Linked DNA regions of Mus musculus: all the other regions are linked to region 5. The links are chromatin loops, found by intact Hi-C in ENCODE. Cell type or tissue: heart. All regions are shown on one strand.

The links. Peaks named below come from ENCODE experiments on the same cell type or tissue, not always from the same donor. Only the 100,000 strongest peaks of a DNase experiment are listed, where the experiment ranks them.
Region 1: a loop joins it to region 5, with 14 times the contacts of the local background. A loop is called at or near these places in 8 of 42 quality-filtered maps.
Region 2: a loop joins it to region 5, with 5 times the contacts of the local background. A loop is called at or near these places in 21 of 42 quality-filtered maps.
Region 3: it touches region 5 in a loop (2.1-fold over the local background); 6 of 42 quality-filtered maps call a loop at or near these places.
Region 4: it touches region 5 in a loop (4-fold over the local background); 13 of 42 quality-filtered maps call a loop at or near these places.

Annotation. Positions count from the first base shown.
Region 1 is chr5:149,813,863-149,818,862 of GRCm38, reverse strand. No RefSeq gene overlaps it. Among named protein-coding and RNA genes, the nearest start is that of Gm21221, 4.6 kb to the right of the region's middle. In heart, a CTCF peak has its summit at 2,765 (motif pointing left); no DNase peak of the experiment used is centred here; H3K27me3 peaks cover 551 bases.
Region 2 is chr5:149,858,917-149,863,916 of GRCm38, reverse strand. All of the region lies in intron 3 of 4930500F04Rik (RIKEN cDNA 4930500F04 gene), which reads right to left. Among named protein-coding and RNA genes, the nearest start is that of 4930500F04Rik, 14 kb to the right of the region's middle. In heart, a CTCF peak has its summit at 2,282 (motif pointing left); a DNase peak (open chromatin) is centred at 2,186.
Region 3 is chr5:149,915,304-149,920,303 of GRCm38, reverse strand. No RefSeq gene overlaps it. Among named protein-coding and RNA genes, the nearest start is that of Gm36241, 8.5 kb to the right of the region's middle. In heart, a CTCF peak has its summit at 2,749 (motif pointing left); no DNase peak of the experiment used is centred here.
Region 4 is chr5:149,710,857-149,715,856 of GRCm38, reverse strand. All of the region lies in intron 4 of B3glct (beta-3-glucosyltransferase), which reads right to left. Among named protein-coding and RNA genes, the nearest start is that of B3glct, 35 kb to the right of the region's middle. In heart, CTCF peaks have their summits at 2,495 (motif pointing left) and 4,115 (motif pointing right); no DNase peak of the experiment used is centred here; H3K4me3 peaks cover 939 bases.
Region 5 is chr5:150,019,149-150,024,148 of GRCm38, reverse strand. All of the region lies in intron 1 of Rxfp2 (relaxin/insulin-like family peptide receptor 2), which reads right to left. Among named protein-coding and RNA genes, the nearest start is that of Rxfp2, 3.0 kb to the right of the region's middle. In heart, CTCF peaks have their summits at 502 (motif pointing right) and 3,084 (motif pointing right); a DNase peak (open chromatin) is centred at 3,088.

The sequences.
Region 1 (5,000 bases), 210 kb after region 5:
TCCTTTAAAGGGTCCACGCCAGATCATTTACAAGCTGTGTGGAAGAAAGGCAAGCCCTGTTATCACAAGACCTCTTGTCAGGCAGGGAAGGGGGAGGGGTGGAAAGGGAGGATGGGAGATTGGTAGAACGCTCAAGTAGTTCCTTCCTTGGGTCTTATTAACGTCCTTTCTTTGACCTCAGCAGTTATACACAACACACAGACACACACACAAAGGGAAAAAACGCATTCCACTCCGTGGATTCGAACGCTCTGTTTTCTCCAGACTCCTGTTTGTTTTACAATGTTAAACGTGTTGTTTTTTTTTTTTTGTTTTTTTTTAAAATGAGACAGCACAAGGGTGTAAAAGAAAGGCCCTTCCTCCTTCCTCGAGTCTAAGGACTTAGTATAGTAGAAGTTGAGACAAAGGCCATTGGATGTTAAGTTCTTGTCCTAAACTGACAATCTACAACAGTTCTGTGACGGAGATCATGCGGTGCCCGGACACAAATGGAAAAAAATGTGTCAGCAGGCAAAGGCAGCTGCCCTGTGTCCTGGAGCCTTAAGAGGCAGGACTTAAGGTCTGGGACCTTAGGGACTTGAAGGACCCTAAGCCTGCCCTTTGCAGCAGTGCTCCTGGGTGGGGCCCTCTGAAGCCAGCTCACAGCTGACTGGTATGCCTACAGGCACTTGTAACTCCCAGGGGATGAATCCCGAGAAAGGTCATCTCATGAGACTATAGCCTTAAGGCTGGCTTGAAGGCATGCTTCAAAGAATGCACTGGCTAGAACTGGTGGCCAACCATGACCATAAAAGCATGCAAAATGTATTTCAGGTTCACTTAGCTGTTTCTACAGGGTTGGATAGGGTGAAAACGCGTTGCTGGGTTCACTGTCAAAAATATGTTTTAACTGGAATGGTAACAAGGGCTCTGGGTGGTCTTTATTTTGGTTGAAGGGTACATCAGTATATGAATACAGAGTTCCCTCTTCCTGGGTGGCTTTCTGTCTCCACATGAGATATATCTGCCAATACTCTGAAGTCCCTGTGTCTATCTGTGTTCATCTGTGTCCATCTGTCACTGAGAAGCAGTAACTTGGGCAGACAATTAGTCTGAGAACCTTGGAGATTAACAGCTGATCTGATTCAGTTTCTCCTCTTCTGAAAGTTTGATTCTGTTTGTGCACATGGGCTTAAATAGCCTGGACCATAGTCATGCCCGGGGTGGTGGTGGGTTAGGGTCCTGGACACAAGGAACATGAATGGTATAGATGACTCTATCCTTGAGCCAAGTCCACGGTCACTATGGGAATTGTTACCCCAAGTATCCCTTATGCTCATAACCCTGGTACTCTCGGGCAATCTTCCAGGCTTCTGGGAAAAAGGATTGTCCCACAGGCCTGGAAACAGGGTCAGTAGTAACTGGATCATAGGAAAAACTATATATTTTCCTACAATTCTCATTAAATGTTTCTTTTTTTAAAAAAAATCTGTGGTATTGTTCCCATAATGTGCTTCCAATGGAATCCTGGTTGTCATATCCTAGTGGGAGTTCATAGGATCAGGCAGGATGAGGAGAGGCCTGGGGAAAGCCAAAGGTGGCCACTTAGTGCGATTTTCATGCCAGCGTGTGTCCTGCTAGCCCTGGCGTTGCATCTAGCATAACTACTAGCTCAGGGAAAGAGCGCCAGTATATATTTATAACCTTTGGTTTTTGAAGGCCAGGCTTGAGCAGAATAGTGTTCAAGGGCTGTGAATTTGTTGCCAAAAAGCATACACTGAAGTCCTAGAAGTGAGGCCTGCCTCCACCTATCAATGGAAGGTGTAGCTCTTTTCTCTCTCCCATATGGCCCACTTGCCGAGATTTCTTCTTTAACCTTCAGAGAAGTAGATGCTATTTATCAATAGGCCTGGGACCAATCTACCCATATCTCTGGTTGCCACCAGCCAACCCTGTGAAAGTGCAAACCTGCTCATAATATGGAATGATCACAATAAAATGATGACGCTTCTGAAAGAGGAGTTGATGCTTTGGGCATGGAAGAGCATGGCTGAGCTCAGGAAGAGAGAGCAATATGAATTCATGGTTGTCTTAACGCTTTGGTAACAACACGTGAAGCTATGTCTCTCCAAGTCCCAGTCTCTGTGGAATAAGCTGTCGGGGAGACTCTCTGACCACAGTGTTCACAGGAAGAGTCACTGAAGGTGCCACAGAAACAGATAATGACACAGGCTCATTTTACGTGGTGCTATGTCCCAGCTCTTGACACGAGGGGCAAACCTCCTGGGCCATTTACCCCGAGGACCAATCCCACAGAATAAGCATGCGGAAGATTTTATACCTAGGTCTACCTCATAGAGTTGTTGTGAAGATTAAATGGGTTAGCTCATTTGAGATTCCTGGGCAGTGGTTGGCATAAAGTGTACACTCAGTGAATGCTGGCCAGCAGCAGGAGGTGGACCCACCCAAGACAAAATGAAGGATGGCAGTGGAGGAGGTAGGGATGAGCTGAGCAAAAGTAGCCATCCTCTGCAGACATCTATCTCAGCCTGGCTCTGGGGAGAAACCATGCTTTCTCAAAGCTCTTTGATCTTATTTACTTATGTACTTACTGAGCCTTATCAGGGTTCTAAATCCATGCCATGTTGCAGAGAGTTCTCAAGACAGATGGGGACCCATTTTAACCACGTTCTTTAAGGTTTGTAGACTCCAGAGCTCCCTCTCCCAGAAACCAGACATCAGTCTGGAAGGGGGCTTGGGTGTCAGCTGCTCTCTACTGCCACCTGCTGTCAGCTGCCACTGTGTTCTCTCTCAGAGGATGGTACCTCAGAGCGCATCCTCACATTAGTGAATTCCTAAGGATGAGATCCCAAACCCAGCTCTCTCATTGGATCCTTACAAGTCCTCCTCAGACTAGGATCATGTGGTTCTGACTCAGCCTTACCATTAAGCCACTGAAGCTCAATGCTTCGATAAGCTGGAGGAGGCAGGTGCCCTGCTCCATTGCTGTACTCACACCGATAACAAAAGTCTTTCTCTGGTGAGATTGAATGACTGGTGAAAAGACTGAGAGATGATCTACATGTGCCACGTCCAGTGAGGTTGGTGGGGGACTTCCCAGAGGAGTCTGTAAAGAAGTAAAAGACTTGAAGAAAAAGAAAGCTAGATAGATGGAGAACAGGAGCGTCCAGAAAGAAAGATCCTTATGCAACCCCCAGAAATGTCCACACGACTCGGATTGGGTCAGAACTGGAAACTGGTTCTTATGCTGTGTGCCTTGGACTCAATGGAACGGAAAGGTCCCTGTGCAGGCGGGAGGGGGGGGGCAGAGACACATGCCTGAGGCACCCTGGGATATCCAGCTGTGGGCCATGGCAACAATGGGCGCCTCAGTGGACACGGTACCGATGGCTGCTGTAGGCAACTAGTGGGTTTCAACGGCTCTTCAGGAGCCCACTGGAGGGGAGCTCCGGAAGAGAGGAGAGAAGAGTTCCTGATTTGGTTAAAGATTTTTCCACTACCCTCTAAAACGGATAGTTCACAAGATAAAGTGAGCTTTATATTTTTGGGATCTGTGAGCCCCGAGACACTCATGTGCCTCACATGCACACCTGACATTGTGCAAACCCTGAACGGCAGGAGGAGAATGCTGTATGGAGATCAATGCTGAAGATAGCTCTTCAATCAGATGCTTAATAGAGACGGTGGAAGGAGTCACAGAATTTGAGAGTTGGCTCTTCTAAGTGCTTTTGCCCTAAAATTGAGTGTGTGGCTGCCCAAGTACGAAGGAGCAGAGGAGGGGAAAGCTGAAGAGGACCCTCATAAATGTGCCTCACCCCCCAAATTCTCGTGGGATCTGGGTAGGGGTTGCAGGAGTAGATCAATGTTCCCAAATCCCCCAAGGAGAGATTGGGAGTTCTGGAAGGAAGGGTGACGTAAGGGGTCTGTTGCTCAGAGGGTTAAGTTGCAGAGGGCAGTGGTACCAAGAGACCCAAATCCTAGTGGGTCACAGCTCTGCATACCTGATGGCCCCTCTACCACGCTGCCTTAACAGCAAGTATTGAAAGGACCAAGTCATACTCATAAGCTTGGACAGAACTGAGCAACTCAAAGTCTCTGGTGAGCAACACGGCTCTCCAGACTCCTTTCTCCTTTTTTCTTTTTCTTCTTTTTCTTTTTTCTTTTTTTTTTCTTTTTTTTTCTTTTTCTTTTCTTTTCTTTTTTTTTTTTTTTTTTTTTTTTTTTTTTGAATGCTGGAAAATAGCTGTTGTCCCCTACTTTCTGGCATTTATATCACCTCTAAAAAGAAAAGCTGGTGAAAGAAGAAAAAGACAAGAGGCAGTGATACATTTTTAAATTTGATTGGGAAATCAGTGTTCAGTATGACTGGAAAAAAGAAGATGAAGAAGAGGAGAAGGAAGAAAAGGAGGAGGAGGTGAAAGAAGAGAAGGGAGAAGAAGAGGAAAGAAAGGAAAGGAAAGGAAAGAAAAGAAAAGAAGGAAACAAAACAAAGACAGACTAGGTTCCAGGTTCCAGTGTGTCCAGAACTGGAAAGCTTGAGCCAGGGTTACTATTTGAAAATAATGCCATTTGTCCTCACTTTGTTCTCACTGAATTCAGTTCACACTGGCTTGGTAGATTTGTAATTGGTGGTGACAGCAACGGAGCAGTATGTAGACTTGGAATCTGCGCCCACGAGGATGGGTCCTGCCAGAGCCTGCTGGGGGAGGGAGAGCCATTACCCTTCGACTCAAAAGCCAGATTTTGTATTTTTTGGCAGATGCACTCTGACCTTTGAAAAGTCCCAAAAGTAGCCATAAAAGTAGGTCATAAGGTGGTGGCTTTTGAGTCATAGGAGCCACAAAGAAAGCTTCCTAACTGTCGATGGCAAAAGAATTCCCAAGGAGGAAGAGGAGACAGGTGTGAGAGAAGTTAGGAAGCCCAAAGCAAGAGCACTTGCCATTCACTGCTTAACTAAAGAGAGCTCCAAGAGTTCAAAGAGCCTCCTGGCAACCCATCTA
Region 2 (5,000 bases), 160 kb after region 5:
GAAAGGGACAATCCCAGGAACGTAGGAAGGAGTAACACCAAGCCGAGCATTCTGGAAGACTCTGGATGCCCAGGTTGTGGTGCTGAGTCAGACATCCTTGAAGAGATCACCCCAGTGGCCTTCACACGCAGTTCCGAAGATGGGTCCTGGGCAGTGATCTGTCACCCCTCACAGATCACATGCTGCCTCTCTGTACCCCTCTACCTATTCCACTTTCAACAAACCTCCTGAACTACGACTGCTGGTGGGTCATAGGGCCTCAGCTTTGTGGAATGCCCACTTCATTGGGGGAATTCATTATCTTCACAGTTAAGTGTTATAACTCAAAAGAAAATCAGACATAAGTACAGGCTGACCTCCCTCGGTATCAAGGGAAAATCCAAGTAAGGGCAGTCCAGGCCCCAGTCACCGCTTATAGCACAAGTCGGCTCGATGTTCTTCCTCAAGATGCAAATAATTAACCAAATAAACATAGTAGTGGCCAAATATGAGACTATTCAAGTATGCTCACTTGAACAGCGAACACCTGAGAATACAAGGAAGTTGGAGAGAACGGATAACTGTGGTGATCTTGATTAAATGGCCTCCACTCCTTACAGCACAGAAGCCCTGATCGTGGCTGTTTGTCCTGAGGGCTGGGGACATAGCTATATGCTTCCCGGAGGAGGAAGCATTCTTCTTCCATTAAAGACATAGGCTCTGATGTAGAGAGGCGATGCATGCTAAAGGATTATAAGAGACTTACAGGGCCTTGTCCAGGCCTTGCCTTAGAAGCCAAATGAGCAGGATGCATGTGTTTCCTAACTCTATCAGTGAAACAGAGTTAATGAGGAGAAAGGTCCTTTTTTTGGTTTGGGTTACTACAATGGAATTGTGGTTCTGATCTTCTCCAGGTAGTGCTGTGGTTTCAGCCTTACCCCAGCACTCACTGTCTTTAAGTTTCCTTTGTGACAGAGGCTAATCCTGAGCACGTCAAAGGGCATCCATCCTAGATGACTTGATCCTGTCTCCATGGCTCATCCTTCCTAACAGTCTGATTAGAGCGGCAGAGGTTTAAGTAGTGCTCAGTACCAAGCTCTGTGTGTGTGTGTGTGTGTGTGTGTGTGTGTGTGTGTGTGTGTGTAGCAGCATATACATGCACACACGCACACACAGATGGAGAGTCTCATTTTCTCGGTCCTAAAATTTGCGTTAATCGTATTGGATTTTGACAAGGAAAAAGATGAACAAGGTGAGAGAAAACTTTATCCAGACCTTTCTTGGCTAAATAATAGCTTTCAGATCTCTGAGCTTATCGTTTTATGATTTTTTTGTTTTTTGTTCATGAGAACCTTCAACATTTTTTTCAATAAAGTGTCTTGAGAGAAATTTAATATGCCTATTTATGTTGATAATGTAGGCGAGAATTCTACCCAGCAGAGCACAGTTGCCAGGGGCTTGGGGATGAGCCTGGCTTGAGAGGGCTTGCTTGTTAGTAGTAGTGGAGGTGTTCAATCAGAATCTTAGGGGAATTATCAACAACATAAAGTCCATAACAGGTGCATTTTTAGGAGCCAAAAAGCCGGAAGTTTTCTTGTTCATCTTCCCTGGCTTTCTCCCTTTGACACACACTCTATTCCCCAACCACCAGGACAACACCTTGGTTTTGGACAGACTGACCTTCGGGGCCTCAGTTCTCAGGGGACCTTGTATTTTCTGATCTGTCTTCTTCTATCACAGGCTCTCGTTACCCTGCACACGGGTGTCTTCCGACAGGTTCAATACCAAGCCTTTGCTTACGTCTAAATACTGTTTGAGAAATTTAAAAGTCGCTATATTTAACTCTTTAAAACAATTTCCCACTCCCTTTCATGAAAATGGGACTGAAAATAAAGATAAATGACAAGATTGTAGTAAGATTTCTTGGAAAAGGACCTAGAGTTTTCTCCTGGTTCTGTCCTTAGGGCCATGTGTTTTGCCTCTGTGTTCACATGTTAAACATCCGCAGACATCCTAGATGCAAGGCAGCCAACTTGATTAAGGCAGTCCAGCATGGCTGACTAAGTGGAATGTCACCTCCCACTATTGCCCCATAGTCACTGGTGGCGGAGATGTGTCAGGGTCTCCATTCCCCCAGCTGTAAATGTAGGTAATGGCTCCCCCCAAGCTGCAATGCGCTTGTGAGGCTAGTTGGGATAAGGCATAAGAAAACAACCATTCTAAATGTTGGGGAGGGGTGGAGAAGATGGGAGTGGGGGTAGCTAGCAGGGAGGAGGGCAAAGCCTGACATCTAGTGGCCAGTGTGGCATCTGCACTCACGGGACTGGATTGTCTTAGAGGCTCCCAAACTGGGATCACATTCATAAAGGTCTGAGTACAGATCCCTCTACTGGTCATCTGCCACTGTGGATCCAGCTGACCCCATGAAATATTTGCTTTGAAGACACCCCGCCCCCAACATGATTGACTCAAGATGCCCTTGGGGCTGTGTCCCTTTGGAAGCTCCAGGAAAGAACAGGCTTTCTTAGCTCTTCCAGCTTCTGGAAGCTTCCATTGTCTTACTGTCTTCTCTGACTTTGACTGTCCGGACTCGTAGAGACTCAGACTACATTAGGACCATCTGCATAATCCAAAGTCAAATCCCAGTCTCACTCATTAATGTTTCAGGTCTGCAAGGGCTCCCCTGCCGTGCGTCGTGGTTTATCTGTGACTTAGGCATTTGTTGGAAGCATGATGTCCAGTGTGGTGGCAATCAGAAGGGAAGGGGCCTCTATCAGGTAGGGCCCAGTGCTTGGCCCTCAGCTTAGTGTGGGTATGGCTTCAGAAGGAAATGCAGCATTTCTTATTATGCGACTGTGGTTACTTCTCAAGAGCCTAGAACTACAAGGCTGTACCTATCCCCATTCAGTCCCTCTGGCTTGGCATATCCTCTACTATAGGATTTGGGCAAAGCTTGTACCATGCTCTTTGGAAACTCAACCTCTAAATCCATAAACTAAATAACCTTCTGTTCTTTATGAAGTTAGCCTGATTCTGGTGTTCTGCTTCAGGAATAAGGAACAGGTAGCTGTGCCAGGTAAAGTCACTTTGTCACGTAAAGTCACATGCCTACATTATATCACAAGCATCTTTGGGGTACCATTGTGCTACCTAAGGCATCATCTCACTAGACCTGGGGAATCATGGTGGGTGTGTAGGAGAGACATTTAATTTGCTAACTATTATAGAATTATTTCCAGTAGGAAAGACGATGGAAAGTGAAGAAGGTACTCCAGTCACAGAGAGATTTCCCCAAATGAAGAAATTCACGAGAACATTCATAATTGAAGCAAAGCATATTTGTGGCAATGAAGTGTGCTTCAGGCCAGACACAAACACACGGGCAACGGATTTTCAATACAAATATCAAAAATACAGAACAGAGAAAGTGTAGTCTCCAGTAAATGATTCTGGAAGACATGGATGTCCTCGTGCAGAAGAGTGGAATTGGACTCTGTTCACATCAGCAAAAAATCAGTTCAGACTGAATTAGATGATACAGTGTAAGATAAGAAACTATGAAACTGGAAGAAAGGCACATGGCATTGGCCTGGCGTTTGTTAATGTGACTCCAAAAGGTCAGAGAATAAAACAAAAGATGAGCGGTGAGATCGTATCAAACTATTGACGAAATGAAGATAAGCTCTAAGGGTTGGGAGACTGTAATTACACTTTGTATATCTGGCAAATAAATACCCAAAGTATTTAAAGCACTCAATGACACAAAAATTAAGAACACTATTAAGAACACACAGATGGCTGAATAAGCATTTCCAAAGAGCTGCAAATACCACTGTTTAAATAGGTTGTGGTGCTGCGAGTGAGAATGGCCCCCACTGGCTCTTGTAGTTGAACACACAGTTCTCAGTCGGTGGCACGGTTGGGGTGTTTAGGAGGTGTGGTTTTATTGAAGGGATGATGTCACCGGAAGTTTAAAGACTCCTGCATTTCTGGTTCTCTCTGCTTCCCACTTATGCTAACGGGTGCTTAACAGTGTTTAACTCAGCTTCCTGCTCTAGGTGCTATTCCTGCCTCTTGCCGCCATGCCTCCCCCACTACGATGGACTCCTACCTGTCTGGAGTGAGCCGATAAACCTTTCCTTCTGTAAGTCGCCTTGAGCATGGTGGTTTATCACATCAAGCCAAAAGGGGATGAGTACACCGGTGTATGGGGAAACGCTCAGGATTACTAATTGCTAGAAAAACGCACATTAAAACCATCGTGAGCTATCACTTAAAAATGAGCATGGTCAAGGACGTAGAATAAGTAGCACCCTTTACTGTCCGCTAGAATGAAGATCCATTCAGCTGGGCAGTGGTGGCGCACGCCTTTAATCCCAGCACTCGGGAGGCAGAGGCGGGTGGATCTCTGAGTTCGAGGCCAGCCTGGTCTACAGAGTGAGTTACAGGACAGCCAAGGCTACACAGAGAAACCCTGTCTGGGGGAGGGGGAAGACCCAAAAAGCAACAAACCAAAACCAAACAAAACACCCCCTACCCCAAAGAAAGAAAAGAAAAAAAGAATTCAGAATACAGAATGTAGATGCTTACAACAACAAAAATATACATACGGGATTGCCAAATGAACCAGCTGTGGTGTCTTGAATATGAGGCTCCTATGCAGAAGGCTTTATATACCTGGCTGGTGGCACTATTGAAAAGTGGCTGTATCATGAAGAATCTAATTTCATCAATGACTTAATCCACTATCATACAGTATAGGTTATTAGGATCTCAAACCTGAATGGAAGAAGTGGGTGACTGGGGTGTCAGTTTGAAGGGTACACCTTGTCTCTGAGCCCTCCCTTGCTCTCTTCTGCCTCCCAGGCACCATGAGGTGAATATCTCTACTATACCATGTCTATCAGGCTGGGCCTCACCAGAACCCTGAAGCACCACCATTAAAACCATGGCTTAAAACGTCTGAAACCAGGACACATAAGTTATTTATATCAATGTGAATAACATCACCAAGCCCACAG
Region 3 (5,000 bases), 100 kb after region 5:
GGGGAAGCCTCTTCAAGAAGGGACAGCTCCTTAAGAACCATGCTGGCTAAGCTGATAGTTTCAGGGCAAGGAGGGAACAGAGAGGCCCTGAACCCTGCCAGGTATCCAATCCCAAGAGTCAACTTTGAAAGTCGGTACTAGATGGAAGAGGCTTACGTTTTTATTTATCATTTAACTTCTGATGATGAGACCCCGCCCCCCTGCACTGCTGATTTTTTTTTTTTTATGTATACGAATACACTATATCTGCCTTCAGATACACCAGAAGTGGGCATCAGATCCCATAATAGATGGTTGTGAGCTACCATGTGGTTTCTGGGAATTGAACTCAGGGACTTTGGAAGAGTAGTCAGTGCTCTTGACCACTGAGCCATCTCTCCAGCCCTGCTGATATAGTTTTAAACCATCCATTGATGTAGAATGGTAAGAGGTAGCAACTGTTTGATGGTCCTGGGGGTTGCAAGGAGGAGCCCCGTGGCTCATGGGCTTAGGAGAACACTCTGCAAAGGAGAAGTTAGTGTACTTCCTCTGCAGCAGTGAGCAGAAATGGAGTATGTCAACAACAATAACAGTAAACAAGACAGACAGACAGATAGACAGACAGACAGACAGACAGACAGAAGAAAGAGACAGAGAGAGAGAAGGGAGAGAAAGGGGAAAAGGGAGGGAGGGAGAGAGGGGAGAGAGAGGGGAGAGAGAGAGAGAGAGACAGAGAGAGACAGAGAGAGAGAGAGAGAGAGAGAGAGAGAGAGAGAGAGTTTAAAGACATAACCCCTAGTTATGTTAAAGTTCAGGATCTGGAGCTCTGGAGCTCTGACCTCACTGGAAAGCCATGACACATCCATCAGTAACCCCAGCCAGTAAGCTGGTTGTAGTTGACGAGGAAGGTAATGGTCTCTCTTGACTTTTCTATTTGGGTAGGGGAAGGAGCTGTCCCAGGACATGATTGAGAAGGCCCTGCAGGGTTGGGGGGCAGTCTCTGCAGTGTGTGGTCCACCAGGAAGTGCATGTGGAATTTCAGATGTCGGGGTGAAGAGGAGCAGCTAAGCCAAGGCCTTGCCAAGTGCTGATTAATGACAAGTCTGTGGGGTCAGAATGCATGTCTAAACGGAACCCCTCCTTAGATAGAATTTTTAAGAGATGTCATAAGAGAGGGGAAACTTGGACGGACTGTCATAAACCTCTCTGGATATGGCTGCAAGTGCTGAGCAAGCAACAGACTTCAGTCGGTTCAAGCTGTGCCATAAAGAATAGGTCTAAACGTTGTAGGCCAAGGGAGGGCTTTATTTCATGTCGGCTGAGATGTCAGAGAGAATAATGAGCGGGGATAGAAACTGTGGCAAGCATGAGCTGAGAGTAGAATCCTAATAGGACCGGGGTGGGAAAGCAACATCACATTGCAATAGAGGGAAACAGTAATCACCTTTTATCCATACCTTTGCTTTCTGCAGTTTCATTTACTCATGGGACAACCCTAAAATACCAAACAGAAAACTCTAGAGGCAAATGATTCGTAAGTTGTAAACTGCATGGTATTCCACGTGGTGTGATGAAAATCTTGCACAATCCTACCTTATCCCACCTAAAATATGAATGGCCCCTCTACCCAGTACATCCGCACATCCACACTCTATATGTTCCCCTGTGTTAATCACTTGGTAGTCACCTCTGTTCTCAGACCATTGCTCTTTCATGGTACTCATGACCACATAACCTGTAAACAGCCACCTAACATCACCATGTGTGTGTCTTTCACATTAGTCATCTTAGCACACAAACATTGTATAAATTCATACAATCACGGGAAGGGTGGGCTTAAAAAAGAAAGAGATGGTGAAAACTAGACAGACAGACAGATAGATAGATATGATATAGATTAGATGTAGATGATGTAGATTAAATATAGATTAGATATAGATTAGATACAGATGACATAGATATAGATATAGATGATATAGATGTAGATATAGATATATACATACATGAGAGAACACCTCCATAGATATAGATGATATAGAATACATACATGAGAGATCACCTCCTCATTATTTCTGGTACAGTGCCTTGCCGTGCATATTCCATTATTGGCCATCATTACTTTTCCACTGTGCCTAACTTATAAATTAAAATTTTAACACAGCATGCACATATAGGGAACATATAACAACTTGAGCATTTGGTACTATCGGTGGTTTCTTGTCTTCATATGGTTCTTAGAATGTATTCTCCCCTGGATAAGGAATAGGGAGAAGGCTCATACAATGGAAATACTTGCTAATTGCCTGTTAATGCATTCAGCATTCCTTTTACTTTGTTTCCTCATGTTTGTAAGCATGACAACTATCATGCCTGGAACCTCTGTCAGGGCCTCGACGTTTCCACACAATGGCCTTTAACCATCAATAACAAGGCATTATTTCTTTGGGGAATGATAAGGAAAATGCTCGAGTGTGTTTCTTTAATAACTTATCTTCAAGGTTTTCCTAGTATTCCACTGATCAGATTCCTGAGGGTCTTTCTGTCCTATATTGACTATATCATCACTTGGGGAGAGTAGCCAAGCCATTCTTCCAGACTAGGTCTCACTATGGAACGTGCATCAGGAATGGTCACCCCGCAATGGCTGGAGAGCTTGGCTTAGTGGTTAAGAGTACTTGCTGCTTTCTTAAAGGAACATTTCCTAGAACCCACAATGGTGGCTCAGAACTGTAATTCCAGACACAGGGGATCTGGTGCCCTCTATTGGTCACCTTGGATACTGCAGTCATTGGAGGGGTGGGAGGGGTGGGAGGGGTGGGATGGGGGTCACAAGCACACCCGTGCCCCCCCCCATACACACACACAATATTATCTAAAATAAATAGCCATCACTCTCCCTGCATACTTAATTCTGAAAATTCATCTTATTTCAATCAGTTTTGTGGAAACTATAAAGTTCACAAGAGAGGAAAAATATAGGTTAATAACATACATGACAATTTCATAAACACTTCCTAATTGATTATAAGGTTTAGTTGACCTGAAAAGTTAATTCAAGTAGAAAATCAGGTTAGAACAGTAGCTGTGGAGAGACTTAAGAAAATTATCAAAGGCATATGTATCAAAAGATGGCCTAGTCGGCCATCACTGGAAAGAGAGACCCATTGGTCAGGCAAACTTTATATGCCCCAGTACAGGGGAACGCCAGGGCCAAAAAATGGGAATGGGTGGGTAGGGGAGGGGGGGAGGGTGTGGGGACTTTTGGGATAGCATTGGAAATGTAATTGAGAAAAATACGTAATAAAAAAAAAAAGAAAGAAAAAAAAAAAAAGAAAATTATCAAAGAAGGCTCAACCTAAAGGCCCTGGCTTAGAATGTCTCATGATAAAAGTTCCTTTAGCTTCTAAGAGATATATGATTCTTTTTAATTTCTAAGTATAAGGCAAAACATATAATTTCAGGAAAGAATTATCTATAGTCTTATTTTTAACTATAGTCTTATTTTAGAAAGGGAAAGGCACATGTCAATCTTGGTGACTGTCATACACAAAATAAAAAAAGAGGGCTAGACTACAAAATCAAGGAGTTTGGTTTTATTTCTTTTTGACACAAGTTATCACTATGTATCCCTGGCTAGCCTAGAATTCCATGTAGACTAGGCTGGCCCACAACTCTCTATATAGAGCAGGCTGGCTTTGAACTCACAGAGATCTTTGCCCCCAGAGTGCTGGGATTAGAGAAATGTGCCACCATGCCTGGCCCAAAAAAAAAAATCACAAATTTTATTAAAATAATAATCTAATCTGTTTGGAACAGTTTCATACAGTTGCAAGCCCAGCTATTTGGGATGCTGAGGGACTTATTTGAACTTGAGTCTCTAGTTTAAGACCAGCTTGCGAGACATATGATCCTCAATGGAGAAAAAGTTAGGCCTCTCCTAAGTATCACGTTCAATGTGATGGTTGCCTCAATCATTCAAACAAGTTTATTTACCTATTTATCTAGTGATGCTAGAGATTGAACAGAGGGTCCTGGGTAACCTAGGAGTTACATCTCCAACCCAACAACTGCAATGGATTCTTTGAAGTCAACTTCTGTATAGCAAATCGTCTTACCCCAAATGAGCAGTTTGAAACAACAGGCATTCACTAATTTACAGAGTATTTTTGTGGACCAAGGAACCTGGAGTGACTTAGCTGGGTGTTCTTCCTCAGGGTAGTTCAGGGGGTACAGTAAAGTCAGTGTCCTGGGATCCAGTTGTCTGAACTAGACTGGGCCAGAACAGTTGGCTTCCAAAGAGGCAGGCTCACATTCTCAGCCAGCTAGAGCCAGCTAGTAACAGGAAGTGCCCATTTCTTATCATGATGGGGTTGCTTGTGTGTTCTTACATCATTGCCTTGGCTTCCTCTAGAATAAACACTTGGAAGAACTATCAACAGAAACTATTAAGTCAGGCATAACTAGACCCAGAAGTTCCAAAATACCATGCCCATTGTGTCTCATTGGATACACTGTATCTCTTTTGATACAACATATCTCCTTTGACACACTGTATCTCTTTTGATCCATTGCATTTCTTTTGATGCACCATACCTCTCTTGACACACTGTATCTATTTTGATACATTGTATCTCTTTTGACACACCACATCTCCTTTGACAAGTCTCTTTTGATATATTGTATCTCTTTTGATAGATTATATCTCTTTTGATACTTGTATTTCTTTTGATCCCTATCTACTTAACTAAATAGGGGCAGACACTGCACATAGGCACTGCTACACATAGCCACTCCTAGGGGAGGGCTGCATGTCTCTGTCTCTGGCACTTTCTCACTTGGGAAAGTAAATAGGAGATAAGGCCATAGTCATACTTAAAATGACAACACCAGAAGTCAGTCCAGAAAACCTTAGAGTACAGTCAAGTTAACTGCTATAATCTTACTATTTGGCATGTTTCAGAACAGGTAACTAATGCCAGACACAAAACAACACCGAAGTAAATCCACTAATAAAAATATTT
Region 4 (5,000 bases), 310 kb after region 5:
CCTTGCTTGACTGGAACACACTAAGCATGATGTCATGGGGCGTTCTGTCTCCTTTTCTTTTGTTCTTTCAACTTCATCTTACAGTGAAACCCCTCGGGTTTCCATCACTTTAGGCAGGACAGCTGTAACTGGATTCCACATTCCGGAAGGTTAAAAAAAAAAGAGGACTCGGATAACAACCTTCCTTTGTATCCCAACATAGCTGTAACAAACAAGAAAAGGACTCACACGAGTAATCCCTTTGAGTAGGAATTGTGCCAGGTTTAAAAAACAAAAGTCAAGCCATAATTGGCAGCCAGATGCTATGGACCTAACAGGCATTTAAAAAGAAATCAACTCAGGTGCCTGATTGACTAGAAAAGCTGCCCGCACAAACGCTTCTGTGCGGTCCTTCGCTTAACTCCTCGCCTATGCCCGCGCCTGCGCATCTGCGCCCCTCTTTAAAGAGAGCAAGAGACAGAGAGACAGAGACAGAGAGGCAGGCAGACAGACAGAGAAAGCAGGCAGGCAAGCAAGCTATAGGAGAAATGGTATTCCTTCAAAATCTGCCTTCTTCCATGTCCCTCAAAGTCAGGGACCTCATATTTCATCAGCCGTGGTACCCGTCGCCCCAACATTCCTCGCCCTCCAGCCTAACCTAAAAGGCTAGGTCCTAGTTGGCCCCCAGCACACGTGCTTGCTGTATCCCACAAGGACGACTGTTCGACTTCCAGACCCCACCAGGCATCCCAAAATATACCTTTCTGAAAATTTCCATTCTTGCCTTCCAGAACTCTGTTCTAAATACATATCCTCCAGGTGATTTTTCCCTCTCTTTGTGACCTAATTTCTCAAAAGTCTCAGCCCTCCCGCATCTCCAGCCTCACAGGCAAAACTGGTACAATACCAGGAGCAATACCACACAGGGTGGTGCTTCTTAAATGGCGGTACATGGACATTGTGGTTTTCACAAGCCTGTGGGTTGTCTACAGACTCCGACTGCGTGGGTACAGTAATGTGTATGCCCTATACTTCCAGTCCCCACCTAATGACTGTCACGCACAGTATCCAACAGTTACCATCTGCCTTTAAGTAATTAAAAGAGCCAGAATATCCCTTTTCTAGGTTCCTCCGTGACCCTTCACACCAGGGCAAGCCACAGCAGCAGCCAGCGTATAAAATAACACTTGGGAAAACCTGATAATTCACTGATTAGAAAAAGAAAATGATGCTTAAAAATTAGAAATTTCAAAGTGACTATTGGCCTGCATGTCAAACTCCATTACAAGCGGGAATGTTCTAGAACACAAGAAAAATGGTTTCCCTCCTCCTGCTGCCACTCGGAGCACACTACTAAATTTCACATAGAGCTGGCACAGGTGCCTGTTTCTTATTCCATCTGAAAAAATGGGGGGAAAAAATGTTTGTGCTTTTAATAAGACACAGTTTCAGCACCTTGAGGCAAAACAGGCCCAGGTAACGCCGCCAAGAGCAGCTAGAAGGAGCTGCTAATCACAGAACCGCTTCCATTTTTTGTGCCTTGATTTTTTTTGGGGGGAGGGGGGGCAGGCTTCAGAGAAGCGTGCAACCTGACAGGGGTAATGAATAAATAAACAGCAGTTTCTGGGAATCTGCTACTGTGGGAGGCACAGATATTTCCAGCTATCAGATAAATATTCAAATGATAAATGCTAACTGCTGGTCGCCCCTCACGGGGCAACTTTTAGGAACGCTCTCAGAAGGCGAATCTACAGACAGACGCACCGAGGGCCCCTTATCTGTGGTCCTTGCAAGCGCCCACCACAGCTCCAGCGAGACTGACAGCTTTTCCCTCTTCCGCTATCACAGCTCCGAGGCAGGCTGAGCTGCCAACGCGGTCCCAAAAGGATGTCAGTTCCTTGAAACAGTTTGATTCCAACGAGGGAGCGTCCCTGCTCCACAAGGCGAGGTTTCCTTGCTTGGTTGGTACAACTCAGCTATTAAATCTCACAAGATGGCCTTCTCTAAGTGCTCATGGAGTCCCAAGGCAAAGTATCTCGTCCCTGCCCCGCCCCTAGAGAACTGTCTACAGACCCGATGCTAGCTGTCAACTATTTTTAAATCTCTGAAGTGCCATTCACGGAATTAAACCAAAGTTTTAATCCCGTATGAGAGATAAAATGCTACATAAAGAGGAAAAGATCCAGTACCAAGCATAGCTGCAAATTCTGCAATCTTTTGATTGACAAAGCCTTGTTAATCCACGTTTGAACCAGCCTGAGGCATACACCACACTCCAGCGCTCCTCAGCAAATTAAGTCTGAGCATTACAGATCTGCCCTCCCTACTACAGCATTCACAGCTGAGCCCCAGCGGGGAAGAAATGTCAGGGTAACAGTAACAGTTGATCTTATAGTCAGAAGAGGGGTGTCTCTTTATCACTTTAGATTCTATTTACTATCACAGAAATTAAATTCTGGGGGCCCCGGGGAACTTACTTAACTACACCTCTTTAAATGTAAAACCAATATCGCCACCTAGTGGTCAGCGGGCTCCTAAGCCACTGAGGATGTAAATGAAACAACAACACACACAAAAATTAAATATAAACTTTAGAACTAAAGAGAAGCAAAAGGGCTAAAGGAGCCAAACGCTTCGGACAAAAGGAGCCACTTCTAAATGTGAAATGCTGAGATGGTACATCGATGAACACACAGTCTCTAATATTGTATTTGGCATTCCATCCAGGTACTAGGGGGTCAGGGACACAAGAAAAGTAAAGGTGAGCCCTGCCTCACTCTAGTGTGTGAGCATGGGACAGATAAACACAGGGACAAGGGCTGCCATGAAGAGGCCGTGGTGGAATGCCAGTCAGAACTCCAGGGATACGACGTCTACAGATGATGATAAAGTTTATTACACTAGACTAATGTCACTAGCCTGAACAAAAACGCTGATAGCTATGGGTTTTAGTTTGGTATCATTTTATTTTTAATGTGTATGTGTTTTCTGCCTGCCTGTGTATCTATGAATTACATACATGACTGCATGTGTGTGATTCATAGATATGCGTGCCCACGGAGGCCAGAAGTAGGTGTTAAATCCACTAGGAATGGAGTTAGAGACAGTTATGAGTCTCTATGTAGATCCTAGGAACCAAACCCAGGTCCTCTGGAAGAGCAGCCAGTGCTCTTAGCCTCTGAGCCAACTCCCTGGCTCCTGGCTATTCTTTTTGAACAAAGGAACTTTTAAAACGTAGGTAAGTAAAACAAGCCAGTCGGAAAATGACAATTACTCTAAGAATCGTCTCCCTCTAGGCCATTCATAGCAGTCGCACACAGAGACTGGAAGTTAAATGGAGGTCACTTGGGGCTACAGAAAAGGAGAGCAGGGAGTTGTTTAGAGGCTCACAGTATTAGTTTTATTAAATAAACAAGCTCTGGAGATATACGAGAATATACCTGATGTGACTGAACTGTGTCCTTGAGATATTCATTTGTGGGCTAGAGAGATGGCTCAGCAATTAAGAGCGCTGGCTCCTCTTGCAGAAGAGCGGGGTTCAGTTCCCAGCACCTACATGAGGGCTCTCAACCATCTGTAACTCCAGTTTCAGGGGATCTGACACCCTCTTCTGGCCTCTGGACTGTGTGCATGTGGTACAGACATACATGCAGACAAAAATGTTCATACACATAAAATTAAATAATCTTTTCTGTCACTTACTTTTAAAATAAAAGAAACCTCTTTTACAACAGAAAAGAAAGCCATTCAGAAAAAGTAGTGAATTTGGGGGACTCAGGGTAAGTCACACAAACACAGCTTGGTTCTGAGTGATCAGAAATTAATGGAATTCAACCTGTTCTCTGCCTTCAACATCTGTGGAGGAGAAAAATAAATGGGTAACGATCAATAACACAGAACAAAGCAAATACAACAGGTTTGTACAAGGTACAACAGGTTTGAACATGATACAGAAGTAGGAGCAGGAAGGAGTGGCTTACAACCATAGGTCAAGTTGGTACAGAGAGCCCAAGTATGGTGACACCTGCCCATAACCCCGGGACTTGGAAGGCAGCATTCTCTCACCCCTATACCATCACTGTGTGCACATAAACGGGTATGTGCACACACTCATGCAGTTACCCTCAGGGGCCACAAGGGGGCATCAAGTATGAAAGTGCTCATCATTCAAGCAGGAGGACCTGACTTCAGATCCCCAGCACCCAAGTAAAAACTGCCATGGCAGAATGTATCTGAAGCCCCGGTACTAAGAGGAAGACTAGGAACGGGGGCATCCTGAGGCCCAGTGGCCAGTCAGATTAGCCTTCTTGGGCTACTGAATGACCTCCAGGCCCCTGAGAGATCCTGTCACAAAAGAAGGAAAGAAAGGAGGGAGAGAGGAAAGAGAGGAAGAGAGGGTGGGAAGGAGGAATGGAAGAAAGGAAGAGGAGGACAGACTGCCCAGGAACTACACCAAGGTTACCCTCTGGCCAAACACACGCACAGGCCCAAATGTACACTCAGGCACACACATAAACACAGATACACACATATATACAGACACCTGTACATACATACACATATACACATGAATGTATACAAACAAACACATACACACATATATACACACAAATATTCATACATATATACACATACATATACATACACATATATAGACACCTATATATACACAAACATGTATATGCACACGTATATGCACACACATATATACACATGCATGTATTCACATACACACATATATATATACATATATACACGTACACACACAGAGGAATGGTGGAAGGTCACCACTGTTCTGCTGGGTCTTCTCTCTCTCTCTCTCTCTCTCTCTCTCTCTCTCTCTCTCTCTCTCTCTCTCTCTCTCTCTCTGAGCTCAGTGAGAGAACACACATGTATCTCCTGTGCAGGATGCTAATGCTCAATTCCCAGAAACAGAGCTAAATTACCAGAGACGTGAAGGGGCACACAGTCTCCATTCCTGATCACAACTGCTGGGTCTGTGGGAGCCTTGAGCCACCCTC
Region 5 (5,000 bases):
CCAAAGGGGTGATCTCAATAAAACCCTTTGCTCATAGCCAGCAGGAAAGCAATGGAGACTCTGTAAGCAGAACAGGGGGGTGGAGCTGGATCATCCACAAGACAAAACGTCTGAACTATTAGAATGAGCTGGGGGTCAGTCTGCCTATGTGGATACACCCATGAGTCCACTTGTAGTGGGTCAAAAACGGGATGACATTTTCTCCAACCTCACAAACAAGTTTAGGGCCAAGCACAGGGAGAATTTATATTTGGAGAAGTAGGGAATAAGACAGCTTTAAGAAGTAGTTTAAAATCCAAATCCTTCAAAACCTCCATGAATAGAGGCTTGGGAGGTGGGTCCGTGGTAAAGAGCACTGACTCCTCTTCCAGATGATGAGAGTTCGATTCCCAGCACCTGCATGAGACTGTAACTCCGGTTTCCAGGGGTTCTCATTCCCTTTTCTGACCTCCACCACGGCACTATGCCACATTCAGGTAAAACATGTAGTACCCAAAGATGCCAGAAGAGGGCATCAGATTCCCTCTAGAACTGGAGTTACAGATGGTTGTGAGCCACCGTGTGGGTGTTGGGAACTGAACCCAGGTCCTCTGCAAGAGCAGCCAGTGCTCTCAACCAGAACCATCTCTCCAGCTCCAATGTACATACGTACATATTTATGTCCATATTTTTACTAATTTTGGAAAGTTCACAATTGCATACCCTTTCCTGCTGAATAAAGAAAAAAAAATCCCAGTAGGTGAATTAGTGTTCTATAAAACAAAGTAATGCATTAAAAAAAAAAATACATGTTTAAAGAAGGAGTCTGAATTGTCCCTGATTTAGACTAAACTTGTAGACAAATTTGTTCAAACTTCGTTTCCAGAGGTTCCTATATTTCAGAATTGGGACAAATCACTACACACCTTAAGAAGAAAGCATGCTGGCGCTGACATATTAAGATTGAAGATATAATGATTATTTGGTTCGGTTTCAGTTTTGTGCCCTCCCCCCTTCTCCCAAATCTTAGCTCACATAATCTCACTGATGACCGTTGACTAGGCCTGGAGTTGAGAGGACAGCCACCCCTCCAGAAAGGAAATTGAGTTAATAGGAAATAGAAAGCTACAGGAAGCCTTTAGAGGTTGGGAGTTGGTGGGTAGGGGTGGGGGGGAAGGAAGCAAAGCCCAGCAAAGACACCAGGTGGTGAGAGGACTATTTAAAGAAGGGTCTTGCTGAAAGATAAATGGATCCCCAAGTGGGAATGCAGCCGCAGATGTGGACAACGTTGATGGAGCAGCCCGGCGACTTAGGGCGACTCAGGGCTCTGTGGCAGGATCGACAGAGAGCCGAGACTGTGACGTAACAAGAGGGCTGGAAAGCACAGACGTGGAAACCCGGGAAGATTTCAGAGCAAGGAGACCAGGAAGACAACAGAGAACTCGGCTAGAATGTAGACGTGGTGGGACAAGGGAGATGCGCAAAGAGGATCTCACCGGAAGTGAACCTATGCAGCAGTGACGTCATCGAATGCCTACCAGGCCACGCCAACTGTGGTCAGGCCACTGTGCTGTAAGACAGCAGAATGTGCCCCTTCTGTTCTGGCGATTTCTATCAATCTCCTCCCTTCCCGGATTCTCGTCAGCCTCTAGCAACAATTATTCCACCTTCAAGTAAATTCTCACAACTTCTACATTAGAGCATGTGTATTATGTTTGTCTTTGCGCCTGGAAGATAGGCGCGAACACACACACCAAGCGTGAGGAGACGTGAAGGGCAGGGAAATTCAAATGATCCTTGCTTTGACTGGTACTCCACGGACTCCTCACACCGACCCCTATTGATGGGAACAATCAACACATGTCAGACGTAAAACTAAGGCTGACAAAAAGGGTATTAAAGGACTTGCTTGTGAAGAAAAGAAAAATGTACCAAAGTATTTGTTGATTCTGATGATTTGAACATCGCATCGTGGGCACATACAGATACATCACATGGTCCCCATACAATTTTTACAAGCCAATTAGAAAGGTGAAATCAAAATGAAAGCAAAAAACAAACAAACAAAAAACCACAACAAAACCAGACAAGCCTCCTACTTAGGAGTCGGAGAGAAGGGAGCAGGAGGTGTCACCAGGAACAGAGGCAAGGGGCCAAATTGTGACTGGTGGGCAGGAGGACAGGGAAGAAAGGAAGGCTGGGATTCTGTCCCTTGTCACTGAACACATTGGAACGGCCCTTTGCTTCACAACCTGGCTAGTGCAATTTCTTTCTAGTGTTAACCTTTCAAAAGGCTCTTTATCATGTGAATGCTAAATTAATTGTTTTTGGAGGGCATTTTGTATATTCAGAACACTTCTAGGTCTCTTTCTCCTCTGGAAGTATAGCCACAAGAAATTAACGTACTGTAAATTAAGCACACGGGGGAAAAAAAAGAATTGTTTCCACGCAATTTCCCCGCCCCCCTCATACCTTCATTAGTGTTTCCCTTGTAAAACAAACACATTGATTCTGCTTAATTAGCAAGTTACACATTTACTGAATAAGTAAAAGATGGAGTTTGGGGACGCTGACTCGTTCTAAAAGCTCCGTGAGTTTATGATTGCATAACTACCTTACCCCAGATAATTTGTTACTAGCTGAATTTTATTTGAGACTGCAATTTTTTTTTTTTTAAGATTTAAAAAGCACGCAGCTTTTCATTATTAGCGTCCCAGTTTTGTGTCTTGGGTTCAAGTGGAAGGTATTCTGAAAGTCTTTCCTGCAGTTGCCTGTGCCTCTTCACATGCACCTGCAGCAGAATGTGCAGAGCTACGCCTCTGGAGGTTACACACCTGAGGATGCAGTGACTTTGGGGTCCCAGCTCGCTCACCCCAAGCAGGCTCTGTTTTTGCCTCAAGCGAGCAAACTTATTTTTTCCATTACTGGCGAGAAAGATTTTCAAGAGGATTGGGTTGAAGTACAGTTGATTTTCACAGCTGGGCACAGCATGGATGCAATTGTGTGAAATTAAAATGTAGTTGGAGAAGCGTTTCTGTAGTCCTAGCGATGCAGTTAAATGACCCATGGTTTGGAAAGCACCCCCTTAAGGCCTAGGCGCAATTTGGCCACTAGGGGGACCTCAAACACTGCTGACTGCAGAATGGAGCCAGGGCTCTGCTTCGAAGAAGGATCACATTTATTAAGGAGCAGCAAATGACTTGAGGCTATAACCGGTGGAAGTTATCAAGCAGGATTCTCCATACTTGAGACTTTAATTTTCTGCCTAAGCACACTGTTTGAGTTTAACTGTTTTGAGTTAACACTGCCCCTATCCATTCATTAAAAGTCTTTTTAGGGTGGTTTGGGGCCGGTTAGCAAAACTCATGAAGTGGCGTTAGTTAGGTTGTGAAGGTTGGAGCTGTTGGCTAATGCATTAAGACAGTAAATGTCACTTACTTCTTAAGCACTTGAGTGACCGTGGCCCAAAGAGAAAACAGTCAATCATGTGGCTTACTTATACTGCCCTAAAAAAAATGACCAACCACTCAGACTTAACTTCTGAAAGCAAGTTTTACTCTGAGGGGAAAAAAAAAATTAATAATGGCCTTTGTTTGGTCGTGACAGAGAGCCTTACTATTTTAACTGTCAAGAATTGTATGAGGAAACGCAAAATCTCTGGCAATCACTAAACAAATAATTACAATTTCATAAGATGTCAGGACGACACGTTGCACTTCTATAGTGAGTTACTGTAAATAGAAAGGTTTAAAATGAGGGAAAGTAACACAAACTTCAAAAAATAAAACGGAGCAGAGGACTGAACTATTTTTAGGTCCAAGATATAAATCTGAAGTCAGGCATTTAGAAAGATCCAAAATGATCTTTTTCTTCTCCCTTTCTCTCCCACTTTTCAGAGCCCAGTGCACTACAGCAAAACCATACGCAGTCGCTTCGAAGTGATTGGGGGGTCAGAAAGGCCAGCGCAAGCCTACTCAAGTGCACAGAATGGGTAATTTGGTGAGCGGTGGTTAGAGTTTGGAGCACCGGTTAAAGATTCCAAGGACTCTTTCAATCACTCATTCTTAGCCATCCTCCAAAATTGAATATTATGACTAAAGACAGAACACAGGCTTCTGCTTTTAGATCTTAAATCAAATCAGACCCCTGTTTCTAAAGCTGTGGTTTCCTGAGAGAAGAATTTATTGTTTCTTTTTAGAGAATAGATTTGCATGCAGGAGAGGTTAGAATGCAAAATTGAAACTGCTCTGGGTACATGGGGGGTGGATAAGGCCTTTGATGAACGATGTGGAACAAAGTTTTAGTGTTGTTACAAGTTCAAAATAAAATTTTAAACATTTAAAAATCTTTTGGTAGTTGTCCTTAAATACTGTATTTTATGCTCGGAAGTTACATTTGATTGTCCTAAGCGGCGCGTTTTGCTTAAAGATGAAAACTGCTCACTTGTATCTTATTTAATTAAATTGATTTTTTAAAAGAGGCTAATGATAGTTTCAAATTCCAATATTTATTCTGAAAAGTTTGAAAGAAAAGCTATGAACTCATTTTGAACCAAAGTAATAATGAGCTCCTGTGCCCTGGACAGCAATAGGAAGTGTATAAACTTGTGGCAAAATTAGGTTTTTACTTTAGTTGTTTGTAGCCCTAAACACATGAAAGTCACTGGGTGGGAAGTGAGAACTTCACACCAACTTTCTAAATCTCAGAGTAGGTAAGAAAGTTATATCGAGTATATGTTTTTATATTTTAATAACTTTTATATAGGTGAACTCAGACATTTTTGGATTTGCTTGTGGTTTGCAGTCCCCAGTTTAGATTAACAAAAACAAACAAATATACCAAAAAAACCCAAACTCCAAACCCCATAACCACTAACAATCAATTACACTCATTTTATGAGCATATTCAAACAGGTTGAGTTTATACAAACGCATCTTTTAGTTTATGAATATCCTCCCTTGCTCTCAGAAGCACTTGCCCCTGCTCGAATTGATATGTCAACACTGATTTAGAAAATACAA